Regions from separate parts of the Mus musculus genome. Here region 2 is linked to region 1. Evidence: chromatin loops called from intact Hi-C (ENCODE). Cell type or tissue: left cerebral cortex. All regions are shown on one strand.

Evidence for each region. Hi-C counts contacts between places; a loop is a spot of excess contacts. Peaks named below come from ENCODE experiments on the same cell type or tissue, not always from the same donor. Only the 100,000 strongest peaks of a DNase experiment are listed, where the experiment ranks them.
Region 2: it touches region 1 in a loop (2.0-fold over the local background); 3 of 42 quality-filtered maps call a loop at or near these places.

Annotation. Positions count from the first base shown.
Region 1 is chr2:113,532,754-113,540,753 of GRCm38, forward strand. All of the region lies in intron 7 of Fmn1 (formin 1), which reads left to right. Among named protein-coding and RNA genes, the nearest start is that of Gm13963, 140 kb to the left of the region's middle. In left cerebral cortex, a CTCF peak has its summit at 3,072 (motif pointing right); DNase peaks (open chromatin) are centred at 1,901, 3,099 and 6,523.
Region 2 is chr2:113,754,491-113,762,490 of GRCm38, forward strand. It overlaps Grem1 (gremlin 1, DAN family BMP antagonist), which reads right to left and starts at 4,158. Exons shown (of 2, transcript NM_011824.4): 1 at 4,001-4,158. It overlaps Gm46756 (a long non-coding RNA gene), which reads left to right and starts at 6,667. Exons shown (of 2, transcript XR_003954050.1): 1 at 6,667-8,000. In left cerebral cortex, no CTCF peak of the experiment used is centred here; DNase peaks (open chromatin) are centred at 3,096, 3,553, 4,132, 4,596 and 1 more place; H3K4me3 peaks cover 1,875 bases.

The DNA of each region.
Region 1 (8,000 bases):
GTGTGTTATGTTTGAGGGTTCAATGCAAATGGAGCCGAAAATTCTGGGTCTGGAAGGCTTAACAGGAGGGATGGTGTTTGGCGTTTTCAGTGAACTTTGTAGCCTGCCTTAAGTTGAGGTTTTTTTAAGTTGTAAAGAAAATTAAAAAAAAAAAAAAAAAAAGAAAAGAAAAGAAAAAAAAGAAAGAAAGAAAGGAAAGGAAAGAAAAGCAGCTAACTAACTCAACGCCAGAAGACTGCAAACCCGCCCTTTTGAGACTGCACAGCCTCCATGCCTGTGGCCAGATTTCAGACATCAAGATGGATCCCTTGGTCTCCTCTAGAATCAGATGTTTGTTTTCTTTTCTCCTGAAGAGAAGATGAAAGTGGCTTTTTTCAAGGACATTCAGCTTTGGGGGCCAAATCTTTCAGTGTGATCATGAGATTGTCTCCATATGAGAAGACTATAAGAACACTTGCCAAACAAGTTTTTTAATAATACCTGATCTGGAGAGAGAAGCACGTGTGTTGGATATTGAAGCATCCAGCTTTCTGAATCTTGGGAGGAGGAACTCAGCCAACATCAAGGTAGAAATGTCCGAATCTTTTTTTAAAAGTAGAACTGATGTGGTCCTTGTGTGTGCATCAGAAAGAGTGGGGTTGATTGTTGAGTCTGCTGAACTCAGCTAAGAGTGTCTAATGACAAGCTTCATATCTGTGTTTACATTCCCTACTGTTTAATCCTGTCTTACACTAGGACAGACATGGATTACCAAACTGGGCAGGAATCTTGTTCTACAGTATGAAGTGTAAGAGTCAGAAGGAAGCCCACTGTAGTGTAGTTCTCTCTCTCTCTCTCGTTAGCACTTAGAACAAGTCTGGAGAGACTTGTACGGCTTTGCACATCTCTACTGGGAAAGTATTGATGACAATGAACAGTGGCGAATATGCTCAAGAGCTCCAGCATATGTCTGTGGTTCCTGTTTAAATTCACCACACTGTTGATGGTCACAGTTTTCACTGAGGGGACTCAGTTGAAGGGGATGAGGAGGAACAGCCATTGCTACAGGAGTCGAGACACAGCTACATGTGATGAAGTCTAAACTGTTTCTTTCATTGTGAGATTATACAAAGTGTTCTTTAATATTCCGATTTAAAACAAAAACAAAGGATTCAACATCCTGAAGAAAAATATGTATCGTATGTACAATTATTGCAAAGAAATACATCGATTTCAATTGTGTTATTTCCTTTGACTGAACCTATTGCACTTTAGATGTTATTTATAACTAAAGTCGTAGGCATGACAGCATTGCATCCTCAGGGGGTTGCCATCCTCCCTGGTCACATCAGGCCTATCAGCCACTATTAAGCACAACAGTAACTGCACCAAGAGCAAGAGCTTCGAACACAAGGATTCATACCACCACCACCACGGGTAGTCTTTATTATTCCTCTTTTCATAGCAGATGGCCTTCTCACATCACCTTTTATTTTTATATATATTTGAGAATATCAGTTCGTAGCATAGCTGTTATGGGAATCAAAGGAATTGTAATTATGAAGATGTTTTTAGGCATCCCTTGGAACTTTATGTTAATTTCTGTATAAACTATTGTCACATCAAAGCTTTGGGAAGAAAATATTGCCAGGTGTATTGAGACACCCTTGTAATCCTAGCACCTAAGAAGCTGGAGCAGGAGGATGTAAGTTCTAGGGTAGGCTAGGCTACATGTGATTGTGTCTTTAAAAAAAAAAAAAAAACCTTAGAAAAGAATCTAGAACATCTCCAGTGTGTTCTCATTTTCCAGTATTTATGGAAGCATTCCACAACTTCCTATAATGACACATTCCAACAGTACTTCAACTGGAGTTGGCTTGCGTTCTCTTTCTTGCACTGTAAGATAAGTGTTTACACTGCTAGTGTGCCTGTGTTTACACTGCCCCTGAGTTACATTTGTTCTCAAGCAAGAAGGTCAGGGCCTTGACGGGCATCCAAGAGTCTGTTGTCAGAGGCTCTTTTCTCTTGGCATCTGTCAAGGAGGTCACTACGTCCGTGATAAGCCTCCCAGTTCTGGTCTAAACTTGCTTGACAGAAAATCTCGAGACCCGCCAATCTCCTTCTGCCCTTGAGATGTGATCTGACTTTGAATTGTGAATTGTCTGTCTGCTTCCTGTTCTCTGAGATGTATAAAAAGCATTCTCCTCCCTCTGTCTCCTCAGCAGATAGTTCTTCAGAATTAATGAAGTACTGACTACTTTCTCTGAGCCCTTTGGGGGAGATGGGCTGTGATGGCTCTGCAGATGATACTCTGTTGAAACTTTCTGGTGCCAAAATGCTTCAGCATTGATTGTAATTTGGTCACTTTGGCGAGGATTGTGGCTTAAATGCTCAAGTCCCAGACTTCGTGTCTCATTGTAGAGAGGAGGGGAGAAGGGTGGAAAGAGAACATTGCTTGGAAGGCTGAACATAAATTTATAGGGTTTTTATAACCTGCTGCCCTTCCAAGTTTATATTACTCAAACTTTTGTAACAATGATAATTTCTCTGGGCTGCCTTGGGGAGGTATGTATGTTATTTTTCGCCTGGGGATAAGGATAAGTTTGTCCATCTTTTTTACACTTCTCTTGTGTTTGATAAAAGCATGTGGGGTTGAGTTATCCTGTACAGGATGCCCATGTGTTGATTGTACTCCTCTGTGCCCTGAGAATGTCAGTACTTCACCCAGATTCCTGGAGTAGGACTTGGAATACTCAGGGCTTTCCTATTCTGCAGTTATCAGACTCCAGCTAGCCAGATTCACCCAGAGGAAGTGAGAGCCTCTCCCGGACAGGCACCAGCACAACACTTGTCCCTTTCCAGCTTTATTTAGACTTGAGATGACACCCAAAGTTGGCTTGCACATCTCCTTTATCAGCTTGTTTTTTAAAAGTGGGGAAAGCTTATCGTATATGGACATTAGTGCTTCTTTTGGATTATCAACTCTAAGCACTGTTTCTCCAGTTGGCTGTTAAAAGAATAATTTAATCTAGGTTGTTAACTCAGGGCCAGTTTCAAGTGTCACCAGAACTGTCAATACCTCCTTAAAGCCACAAGAGGGCACTTTACAATGAGAGTCACAGCTAAATGTCTTCTCCCAGAGCAATGGAAGCCCAGGAGGCCAGATTTTTACAGCACATTATCCTGAACTCTCAGAGCCAAGTGCATATTAGCGAAGCTTGTGGGTGTCAGCGAAGTAAAAACTGTTTCTCGGCAGAGTTGCAGAGCTTGGAACGAATGCTTGTCGTCTAAAATGGATGGGACTTGGCTCCTTTGGAACTAATTCCAGAACCTTTCCCTCTTTCCACTATAGTTTTAAAATCTAAATAAAGACAGAAAAGAGTTATTTGAATATGCATTTGAATATCATCTAATTTAAAAGTACAAGGTGTGATTAGATACCTGGAGGTATACTCAAAGAAAATCAGTTAAATCCAGCGATTTTTTTTTTTTTTTTTTTTTTTTTTGGCCTGGAAGCTCATTCATTTCCCCCAAGTGTAGGACCCTGTCTGAGATGGTGACTATGGGTAGAGCTGGAAAAGAGATGAGGCCCAGTTGCCATGCTGGGGGTGGGGGTGGGGGGACAGTGATGGTGGCTTCCAACCCTAAAGAGAAGTATTTTGAAGATGGGAAAAGTAGAATGAAAGGTCCTATATATGTACTCAAGGTTAATAACCCCAGGTCATGCGGGTGCTGAACGCTAAACTGGAAAAGCATTGCAGGGCACACTCATCTGTGTACGTGATGGCCACCATAGACTCCCTGCACCCCTCCGTCCAGCCAACTGCTTATTGTGACCAGAAGTCTCAATTACTTTGGATTTTGGAGTATTTTCCAAGTAAAAATGACCAGGCATGTTTTCACTTGTAGTAATAACGCTAAGAGGTGTTTACCAATAGTTTAGTTGCTTGGTATGTATTAACTTAGTTAATTCCACAAGACCTGAAGAAGATGATTACCATCTTATTCCCATTTTGTCATCGAGGAAATTGGAGTGGAGAGAGGTTGGGTAATTCGCCCAGCATCACACAGCTCATAAGGAGCCAATCAAGGACAGACAGCTCAGAGCCGTGTTCTTAGTTACGTGAAAACCAATGCATTCATTTAAATGTAACTACAATGTTGACTTCAGGGTCACTCCGCTAAATCAGAATACCATTTCCAGTCCTGGTCTGGTGAGAGTCGCACTGGCTCGCTGTCCATGAGCCTGGTTTGTAGGTCTCACTGACCCTAGGCAAGAATGAGGTCCTGGACAAGGCCTTTGAAGTCTCCTTATGGCAGGCGTCTCATTCTGTCAATAGATGAGCTTCAGTTTGAAGGGTTCCGAGGCTCAGGTGGTGATTCTGAAGACTAGAACACTAAACATCCAGCAGCCTTAATTTAACTTTCTGTGTAATGGGGCAACTGGGCAAGGGAATCCCATCCAGACCAATATCTCAGTACTCCTAGAGTGTTCTGCAGACTCAGCTGCCTTACAGCGTCTGCTGTGTCGTATGAGGCCTGGATACTCATCCGGCCTCAGAGAGTAACTGTGATTTTAATAACCCCTATTTAGCTTTGATGGAATAATTTTAAAATGAAGTTCTTTTAAGTACTGGCAATCTTTGGAAAATCACAATGCAGCTTTGGAGTCAACTACCTTGCCTTGAAGGTAGCTGACTAGGGTCTGGGTTTTTTTGTTTGTTTGTTTTGGGGTTTTTTGAGTTTTTTTTTTTTTGGTCTGTTTGTTTTTTGTTTTTGTTTTTGTTTTTTAGCATTTAGCATTTATAAGTATCATAGCATCTGGAAAGGAAGTTTAAACAACTTTCCAGGTACAAAATATCAGAATTTATCTGCCTGTGGAGACCTTGTCTCACAGACGTTTAGAAACTGAATGAGCATATTGCAGACCAAGTTGCACACACATTTCTTTCTCTAAAGATGCAACATTCATTCACCGTTGTCCATGTACACAAAGAGTACTTGACAGCCATAGCCATTGGTAGAACTGGTCTGGAACTACTGGGTTGGCGTGGCTCCTCACCACCCCACCATCCCTTAACAGACTTTTTTTTCTGTGTGTGTTCTAAAGGCCAAGAGTTCAGGTTACACCAGACAGAGCTGTCCACTTACTTCCTAAGGGAGCCTGGTTTAACCCCAGTCCTGTGGCCACACTTGTAATTTTTGATAAAATACCTTTGACCTGCTGTTTGATTTCCTTTTGGCCCAACCTGAGTTCTCTCCAGCTGAGGCTAATTTGCATGGCTGTAAACACGAGCCTTACAAAGCTCACCAACTGTGATAAAAGCAAAAGAAACCTGAGACCCCTGGAAACTCAAAAATTGGACTTTGGTGTCTACTGCTGACTCTGAGTCACACGTCAGCCCGGGAGGCTGCCAGCCAGCAGCAGCTAAAGAAATGTTATTCTGATTGATCTGATTAGAACTGCAAGGTTAGCCATGGTCAATTTACAAAGACAGTATGAGAAGAAATCATGTGTACAGTCCTGTTATGGGTCAGTGAGGCCCCCGCCAGAAGTTTGAAAAGCCAGGACCGTTATCAGATCTCCTCAGTGGGGTACAAATGGGATTGGAGGTTTAGGGGCCCTCCAGTGAAATGAATGACAAAGAGGTTTTGGCTCCCCGTGAGTCATGCTTGTTTCCAGCTGGATTCCTTACCTGCCAGGGCCTTCCAAGTGAGTGTCGGACCCCTGAGCAGCCCAGGGCCCCCGGACAAGCACTTTAGATCCTCTGCACTGGAAAGAAGGTGAAAAGGCTAATTTGACACGGCCATGAGGCACTCTGCTGACCCACAGAAGCAGCCAGATGGAACCTATTGGGCAGTTTGATCCCTTCCTTTACCACAACAGTGGTTTAATTGGGATCTGGCTCCAGGCCCCGGTTACTAAATAACCTGAGTTTTAGTGTTTTCATCTTCATTAATGAACTTTTATGCCAGGTGCCTTATTAAGTCACATGAAGGTGTTTTGCATGTGCAAAATATCCCAGGTGAGAAGGGGAGTCTTAAAAACAAAAGAGAGCTCCGAGTCCATTCACGGTCTGGTTATCGAATTGTTCTCTACCCTCATAGACTCTGTCAACTTTCTCAGTTTAGGACAAGCCTGGAACATTGCTTTTCATGTGCCTATTGCATTCTCACCAATCCTGAAAACTGCTGGAGCATCCTCCTCGGGCGTGGTTCTCTCTTCCCTGTCCACCTCAGGAACATCCTTGTGACCTGCAACTCTGGGATAAAGCACATTAATTAACAAAGAGAGACGCATTTAAAACAGGGCCAAAGAAAAGCCACAGTGCTTAAGCTGGGGCTTATTATAAATAGATCACTCTGTACTCTAATCATCTTGCTAATGGAAAAGCTGAGACTCTGAGATGATTGCTCAGGGAAGAATGCGATTCAGTGTGCAGCAGCGAGATGCCTGCAGCACTCTATGTTTAGAAGGCATTAGTAAGACATCAGGGAGCTGGGTCTTGTGATGCCTTTTGTGAAACTCAGCCTTTTAGGGGCTTAGCCTTTGAATTGCCACTCATGGAAGCTATGGGCTTCTGAGGCTGGAGAAGGGGGTGGAGCTTGGATCAGGACACAGAACTCTCACCTATCAGCTGAGATCCGCATTTCTGCTCAGAGCAACAGGAAGTCAGTCTGTGGCAAAGCCGTAGAAGAGGCCTGAAAATAGACCTTTTTTGGCCAGGTGCCTTGTTAAGTCACATGAAGGTGTTTTGCATATGCAGAATATCGTAGGTGAGTAGGGGGTCTTAAAAGCAATCTAGAGCCACAAATACCAGGGCTTCATTCCCAATCCACTGATCCAGTTATCACATTGTTCTTTGCTCTTTCATGGACTCTGTCAACTTTCTCAGTTTAAGGTAAGTCTGGAACCCAGCTTTTAAGCATTCTTTTTCACATGACTATGGCATTTTCATCAATACTTAAGATGATGGATGGGACTTCAGCTTGGGATGTATCCAACCATGTGCTTTCTCTAGCAAGCCCAGTGTGATAAGAGACAAGAGTAGACTAATCATAGAGCTAGAGTATAAGAAGGCCTGAGGGGCTTGACAAACAACTGTCCATTTCCGTGCATGGGACAAATCCTTCCATTTTCCTAAGGTTCAACCGTACGGTAGTCTGCAAAAGATCGACACTGTTTCCACTGAATCGCCAGCATCACCATCACCAGAAACAGCAACAACAATGAACATCTTCAGTGTCATCCCAAAGGATAGCAGAAGGCTGGGTTATACCAGATGTCTCATCCCTCACTCAGTGATGCTTGGGCCCGACTGGCTAAGCAGAAATCCATTTTGCTCTACCTTTGTGTTTGTGTGAGCCCTGCTGGGGCACAACTACACAATTAAAATGAAGGAATTTCAGCTAGATGCTGGGAGATGAATGCCCTCAAAGCCAAATGAAACCCATGGGGTAGAACAAACATTAACAGAATGTCCCTCTGCTTCCTGGCACTGTGTTTAATGGACTTTGATGTAGCCCACGTCCATGCAACAGTGTAAACGGACATGGCCAGTAGCATGACGTGGCCTCCTTCAGTCTTTGTAGACTACGATGGCTGTAAACAAATAATGCCGACATCAGTACAATGGCTGGCTTAGGGGAGGATGGGATCCTTAATTATGATGCTTTCCTAGGCTGAGTTTTTCGGCTAACGAGTTCACTGAGTTAACTGCCATATTTATACATGTATTTTAAGAGCAGGGTTGTTTTTGTTTGTTTGAGTTGTTGTTATTGTTGTTGTGGGGTGTTGAGACAAGGTCTCATTCAGACTGACTTACAATTCATACCGAAACTCTTTTTCTGAACCTCTGAAATTCTGGAATTGGAGCCGTGAAGCACTGTGCCTGGCAAGTCAAGAAACTTTGTTTTGAAGCTGTTTTAGAAATTGTAATGGAGAACATTGCAAATGTCCACAAAGGATAAGAACTTCTCCATGTGGTGCACGCCCTTCAGTAAAAATAAGATCGTGGTAG
Region 2 (8,000 bases), 220 kb after region 1:
CATCCCAAACCCTGCCTTAACATCCCCTTAGTGCATTTCTGCTGTTGAGTGATGTGCTAATATTTTGGAGGTGAGCTCTCTCTGCAGCTTGCCTTTGCCAACAAGCTGTTACTTCATCCTCATCTCTTTTTCATTTTGCCACTACACTCCTCCAATCACTTATCTCAAAGGACAGATCCTCAAAACAGGTTTTCGCTGCCTCCCATTTGTCCTCAGTTCTCTTGGTGTTCAAGAATAAACACTTCCAAGCAAGGAAAGGTATGGTAATTACTTCTGCCCTGGTAACTTGTCAAAAAAAAAAAAATTTCACAAAAGCACCAAGAATGGTCTTCACAGTCTGGAGATTCAGAAACCCCAAAAATATGTCTGACTTGTTTCCAATATTATTGATGTATTTACAGAATCTAGGGCCAGCTCCTTTCCACACACTTCTCATTGTGGCTCTCACATTAGCCAAGCAACCTGCTTGGTCAGTGGCTTAAATGGAGTTTTGTTAAGAATTACAGTGAACTCCAGATGTCTGTACCTGAACGGGCCCACTGTTCCTGCTGGACGATCTTTAGAAAGACAGGCAACAAGAATGACATGAGCTCATTCTCCTGGCAGAAAACACAACGGAATTTGCTGCAAATGCTTTATAGACAGGCCAGATTTTAAAAGAATCCATTTCTTTTTCCCCTTAAGCCTTAATCTTTAAGGAGAGTGAAAGTTAATTTTAGTTAGCTCTTTAACTTTAAATTTTAGAGCCATCCTATAGAAATTAACTAGGGAATTCCTTATTAATAATAAAGGTTGGCTTATTTCTCAGACAAATTTTACCAAGGAGATAAGAAAAATTAATGATTGGCATGTGTCATAAATTGTATGTCCTGCACGTTTGTTGCAAGTCTCTTAAAAATAATCTGCCCACTAGGGCTAAGTCAGGCTGGAATCCAACACCACACAAGGTGAGGAGGAGACACCTGGTGGTTAAATATCTTTGTAGTTTCCGGGAAGATTTTTTTTTTTTTTAGTGCAGTTAATAATTGTATACAATTATTTGAATCCGCAGGAAATGAATTAGAAAGTATAAATATCAAATGCTCACCAAGCAGCAGTACTGAGTGACAGCCAAGTCATATGCTACATTTTGTAATGGTTACAAATATTTGGGATTTGGGATTAAATTCAGAATCACCCTCTGGTCTCTCATGCCCAACACAGCCACTAGTAATAAAAGGTACCTCTTAGTTTTGGTTTGTTTTTTTTTTTTTTTTTTTTTAGTTTTTACTACATCAGACATTATGCTAAACACTGTCCAAGTTTTGTCATGATAAATTATGAGGTATATAATAATGTCTTCCTGTTACTAATCAGGAATCCATCCAAGGTCACATAGTTTATAATGTGGATAGCCAGGGTTTGAGCCCAGTTTCATCTAATTCTAACATGTCCTTAGTCACTACGCCAGTGACATTCAGCACAGCATATTTAACAAGGAACATGTGGCTTTGCTTTTTTAATGCAGTAGATTTTGAAAAATATTGTAAATCTAATAATTATCTATTTTGTATCTTTGTGTTTGCAAGCAGAGGAAAAGACTCCTTCTGTCATGGGAATTCTTGTTGTATTTTGCATCTCTAAGAACATATGTTAAAACTAAAGAAAATTCTTTGCAGATGTAAGACATGGGCTGGTAGCACTTGCCTGGTCAGTGCCTTTCAGTTAAATGTGTAGTTGCTGCTCCGAAATGCCTTCCTCTTCTCCTCCTCACATAAAAGGCTGAAGCTCTCCTATATGTCTTTGGCTTTGCATTCTCAAACACACTCCGAAGCTTTGCTGCCAGCAAGCATTTCTTGGGGAGGTCTGGGACCATGGGGGTTCTTTGTATTCTGTCACTTTGTAGACTGGACCATTGAGACTGAGGTCACCAATAGCATCAATTTAGAAGGACAAGAGGTGGACATTGAGGGGTGTAAGGACTTAGCGTGTTTCTGTTCTTCTCTCCCTAAGTGCTGCTGTGAAAACCGCATTAGCCAATTTGGACTTCCTACAGATTGTGGGTTAACAAAACATTTTACTCAGAGTGAACTTTGAAGATCATAGGAAAGCTGTGAAGTTACAAAGTTTACAAAAGACACTAATTCCTACAATGACCCGGAGGTTAAACACACACACACACACACACACACACACACACACACACACACACACACACACACACACACGGAGGAGCCTTAATCCAACGGTGCAATGTGTCCAATAAGAGTAATGAAAACACCTATATCTGCAGACTTGGTTGTGGTGATAGTGAAGGAGGATCTTGTTTTCTTAAGATCCTTTTCCTTCGTTGCTTTGAAAAGTCTGTACTCCCAAGTGCCCTGTGCCGCCTGCCTGCCTTGTCCCAAAAAGAAAAAGGGGAGGGGGTGAGGAGAGGGCAGCCCTGGGGTGAAAGAAGAGCCCTCACCCTGGGATGGGGTTATCTTAACCTCTTCTACGCTATTTATTTAACTTGTAAGAGCAGTCAGAAGGAAACCACTACTCTGGAGTTCCTGGGACAGCTTAAAGCCCTGGTGACCCATTGAACACAGTAGATTGTTTTAATCAGTTCGTATCCTGGCACCATCTCAGGGGAACATAAACAGACGTGCGCACCACTTGGGTTTGCTCTTTCCACCAAGAGATCCAATTACTTACTGATGGTCGTCATTCTGCCCTCCAACAGTTAAGAGGAGATTTTAACCCCTCACTTCTAGGCTATATTTCTCCATCAAAGGGTAGGGATTTGGATTCTACTGGGGAGGGGAAAGACGGCTGCTGAGCTAGACCAGAGAGCCCCCTAAGGTTCTCTGGAAGGTCCTCGGACGAAAGGCTAGTCATCTCGCATCCTCCCCAGCCAGTCTCGCTGGTGGATGGTTGCCAGAGCCGGGCATAGGCAAACACTAAGCTGAAGAACGCCAGAGAGGGAACAGCCAGTCCAGGGCTATAGAGAAGTTGTTCTTCCCAAACTAGAATTCAGGAAATAAGTAGGACCAGGGAGATGACAGCCACATGCCTTTCCCTTCACTCTAGACTTCTACCAGGAGCTAGAGAGGGCTCACCGGAATGGCTCACAGCAGCGGCAGCGAGCGAGGAGCAAGAGGCAAAGCGCGCAGTAGAGCGCAGTCGCTAGCGAGGCGCAGCGAGGCGTTACCGAGGCCTGTGGGGTACAGATCGGCCAGCATCTACGGAAGTGGGAAACAGCCAGTAGTGGCTGCCCGGCGCCTGCAGGTCTGCTGTATGGAGGATGAGAGCGTGGAACCCCCCAAGAGGCTCAAAAAAGACAGCCACGCGCCGGCCGGAGCACAGCCAGCACAAGAGTGTGTGGCGCGTGCACTCAAGCTTCGAGGTACCCGACCCCGACTTGTTAAGCCGCGCGGATTCTGTCTTACCAGCCTCAGTTGCATCTGCCATACCCGCAAATGCACACGCCACCAATTCCCAAGTCCTTAGCAGTTACCACTCAAAGCCCTGGGACCGCCACTCCTACAGACGCCCCTGTCCCAGCCCTGTACCCAACTCTCAAGGCTGTCTCTGCTTGCAACTTGCTGCGAGGTCGGCTTCAGCTCACAGAGATGCCAGCTCCGGGGCTCTGACTCGGCAACAGTGCCCTGTCCCGGCAGGCGACTCCCGCGGGCTCTGTGCTTCAAGCACCAGGACCGAGTTTGCAGGGTTCCAGCACATGGAAACGGGATGCACTTTTTTGACAACTTCTCTCTCTACCTTCCTCCCTCCCCCGTGGACCCAGTGCCCCTCAGTCACCACATCTACCTCTGCGGCAGGAAGGACCAGGTTCGGTTCTTTAATGCGCACTCAAGGGTCTTTGGTGCACCAAGGGGCTGTGTCACAACTGAGAAGAATTCGAGATGGTATGAACCCTGGGGACTCCTTGGCTAGCCTGGGTTCATACCAACACACACGCGAGCGAGCGCGCGCACACACACACAGAGACACACACACACCAGAATACCGCCGCGCTCACCTGTCACTTCCGTGGGTCCTCAGGTTCTTCGCTGTGGACGAGTGGCGCTGCGTGAGACCGCGGCTCGAGCCACTTGGGCTCGACGCGGGAGGAAGACGAAGGAGAGCGCCGCTACCACGGTACTCTGGGTCTCCAGGTCTGCGAAGGGCGCACCTAGTGTCGGGCATCTCCCGGTCTCCGGTTTAAATGCCGCCAGCCAAGCGCCGGGGACTGCGTCTCTCCATTGGTCAGGCGCCGTCGCCGCCGCGGGACCCGCTATCCGCCCCCTTTCCCGGTAGTGCCCCCGCCCACTGCACCCCTCCTGCTTCCCTGCGGGGTCCCCTCTCCGCCCGCCTCGCCTCTTTGTCTACACCCACCCCCCTGCCCCTGCCCGTCTGGGTGGGAGAGGTCACCCCAGGGAACCGCGCCTGGAATGCACAGCAAATCACATTTTCCGCTCCCGTTGGAGAGGGGAGCGAGGGAGGAAATCCCCCCACCCCGGCTTCTAGCCCCTCATCCCTTTCCAGCCCCAGGTCTGGGCTTCTCTAGCAGGCTGAACTTCGCCTGCATGGGGCTCCACGCTCAGGAGTCCCGGCTGCGCTGAGCAGAGCAACGGAGCGGGTCGTGACAAGCTAGGTGTTTCCTCACCATTGTGCTGAATGGCACCGTTGGACAGTCTGGTCAGACAAAGCAGGAGCCTTAAAGGATCTTCCCGAGGCCCCCAACGTAAAGGGTGTCAACCCTTGAGCTGGTGTTAACCCAGGCGGGCTCCCTAACAGCCTGCAAAAGGATACCCTCTTCTTCTTGGCACTGGCTCCTTCTGCTCAGATGCCCATCTACCTGAGCTGAGTGTGTGGCAGAAGAATGAACTAAAAGGACCCCAGCACTCAGTCCTTTTTATCAAGTGTTAGGGGAGGGAGTAAGAAATATACTGAACACCTAACAGGTACTGTTCATATATATATATGGAATATATAATATAAATATATATTTGACATATATATACACACACAAAGCAACTGAAGCAAGAAGGGAACCTCTGTTAATATCTCAAAAATTAGGACGTTCTGAATGACTTTTTGCAAATGGCAAGCTGTATCTGTATACTCTTAGTGCACTTCACACACACGCACATACCCAAACATACACACACACTGTTCCACAGTTAATAGTTGTCTACAGAGTAGAGCCATCAGATGAGCTTCAAGATCTATCCTGGTCAAGTGGACTTAAGCAGAGTTATGAGTCCCGAAGCCCACGGAGTTCTAATGCAGTGAATGCGGAGTTCACTGGAGCCCACCAAGAGGGTGCTCGGAGCCGGTGTGAGAATAATTTCCCCCAGAGAAAAGGGAGTTTATTTTATAAACTCATTAACTCCCTCTCATCTAAAGTCAAACCTTAATTACATGCCCCTTCCTGACTCATATGAACTATTCCAAATAACAAATGCAAAGAGGGGAAATTACCCTCCTTAAACAAAGTGTTAGTTTTTGGAACGCCGATGCTAGCCTAGCGTTTTCTCCACAGTCCATTTCATCTCCCAGTCATTACATCATTTTTCTTCATCATCATCTATCACTTCCTGTCACCCAAGTATTTTCTAGAATGTAAACTGCATGAGAGTGTGGCCTTTTCTATTTTGGTTGCTTTGATTACATGACACAAAATATGATGTCTAACGTAACTGGGCTTTGATAAATTCCTATGGGCTGAGAAAGTTAGGCATATTTGCACTAAGTAGGACTGTCAGCTGGGCCAAGTGCTGAGAATATAACCTCTGTGGACACAGCAGCAGAGGCCTTAGCCTCTTCAGTTTGGAGTCTAGAATGTTTGTAAATATTTATGTAGATAGGCACTTTTTTGGTCTTTGTATCTGCATTTCCACAGGTGACAACCACTGGTTGTCAACCATTATGTAATCTGGATGAAAGTAACAGAGGACAGATTCTTTAGAACCCTTTAAGCCTAATCACACAATCAAAACTTGCTTTTAATAAGAGGGAAATAAGGATCGCTCAACTAGTTACTCAAATTAAACTTTGATGGCGTTGAGTTAGGGGGAATTTAGACAGGGTCTCAGAATGTAGTCTGGGCTAGCCTTGGCCCTGCAACAAGTCTTTGTTTATTTCCTAAGGGCTAGGATTACAGGTCTGAGCCATCACATCCAGGCCCAAGTGAAACTCTCAAATCTGAGGTGCTTAAGCAAGGGTAACTAAATGATAGATTCTACTTCCTGAAGCCACTTTCCAACTACTCTGACGTAATGTGAGAGGAGTTTGTCCTGATTGGCTACTGGTTTGTAACTGTCTCTTCTTCTGCTTCACCCATTTATTCACAGAATGTCTACCCCAAGAATGCTGACAGGAACTGCATTCGGGAAGAACCTGAAAGACATTTATAGGAAGGTTTTGCTTAAAGCGTTAGATCTCTCCTCCTCCTCCTCCCCTTCTCCTCCTCCTCCTCTTCCTCCTCCCCTTCTCCTCCTCCCTCTCTCTGTCTCTCTCTCTCTTGCCCTCTCTGTCTCTCTCTCTTGCCCTCTCTCTGTGTCTCTCTCTCTGTGTCTCTGTCTCTCTGTGTCTCTCTGTGTCTCTGTGTCTCTCTGTCTCTCTGTCTCTCTCTCTCTGTCTCTCTCTGTCTCTCTCTGTCTCTCTCTCTCTCTCTCTCTCTCTCTCTCTCTCTCTCTCTCTCTCGTGTGTGTGTGTGTGTGTGTGTGTGTGTGTGTATTTAGCTTTTATCAGAAGCTTAACTGTTTTAGGCTCCTGATCTAATTTAATTTGCAGAACCTCTTGAATTCTACTTTATTTCTTCTTTCTAAGAAGACCCAGAAGGCAGGCATCCATGGGGGTTTATTATCTGGCACACAGAGATACATGAGAAGACCTCAGCGCTGCCCTTGTTCCCTCACATGGTGTCTGCTTGGGTCCTGTAACATTAGAATTGGCATGTAAACACCGTGACTTCTGCAGACATCACTGTGAAAACGTCCCAGTTATCGAGCAGTCCTGGCACTTCTCCCTGTAACCCAGCACTTGAGAGGCTGAGGCAGAAAGATTATCATGAATTTGAGGCTTGCATGGGCTAGTGAGTTTCAAGCCGCTAACTCTAGGCTTACAGAGTGGAACTCTGTCTCAACACAAAAGTCACAAGCATACTATTGTATTATACAGTTAATATATACAACAAAAAAATTTTTATAGACACCTCTTAACACTAGGCAATTTAAATAATTAAACAGCCAATGCTGTATAACATGAACATATTAGCAATGCAAGTTTGAGGATACAGGATTTTACTTATGAAGACTTACAAATACATAGTCTGAAAATTCAGATGTGCTCTGTCTTCCTGGGATTTTCTATTAAAAAAAACAAAAACTGAGCCTTCTTTTGCTCCTTTATGGCCACTGTGACTTACAGAAGTCTATTTTTAAAGCACATTTATTCATTATTATTTGACAGATATATATACATGTGTTGAATTTTGGTCATTTTTTTTACCCCTTTCATCCCCCTTACCCCTGAGAGCTTTATTCTTTAGGAAATAAAAATGCCCTCCTACTTCCATGTCTTGTGTATGGAACCCACTGAGTTTACATAAGGTTACCCAGCTGAGCACCAGTAGGTTATATACTGGAGTATGGGTGTATGTCACTCCTCATATTGTCGCTGAAGCATGTGACGCCCCTCCATGAGGGCTACTTTAGGCTTGAAAGAAGGGGAGGTCTCATGAGCCCTTCTCCCCTCTGATAAAATGTTGACAGGCTCTATCTCATGCAAGTCTTACACAGGTAACCATAGCAACAGTGAGTTTGTAAATACATCGATTGTGTTATATCCAGATGACATTGTTTCCTAACAGCTCCCCTGCCCCCGCAGTCTCTATCTTTTATAATTTTTTCTACACTATTCCCTGAGACTTAGCGGAAAGGAGTGATATAGATGTTCTATATAAAACCAAGCACAGTTATTTATTTTTGGCACTTAGCCAGTTATCAGTCTCTGTACTAACTGTAGTCTATTGC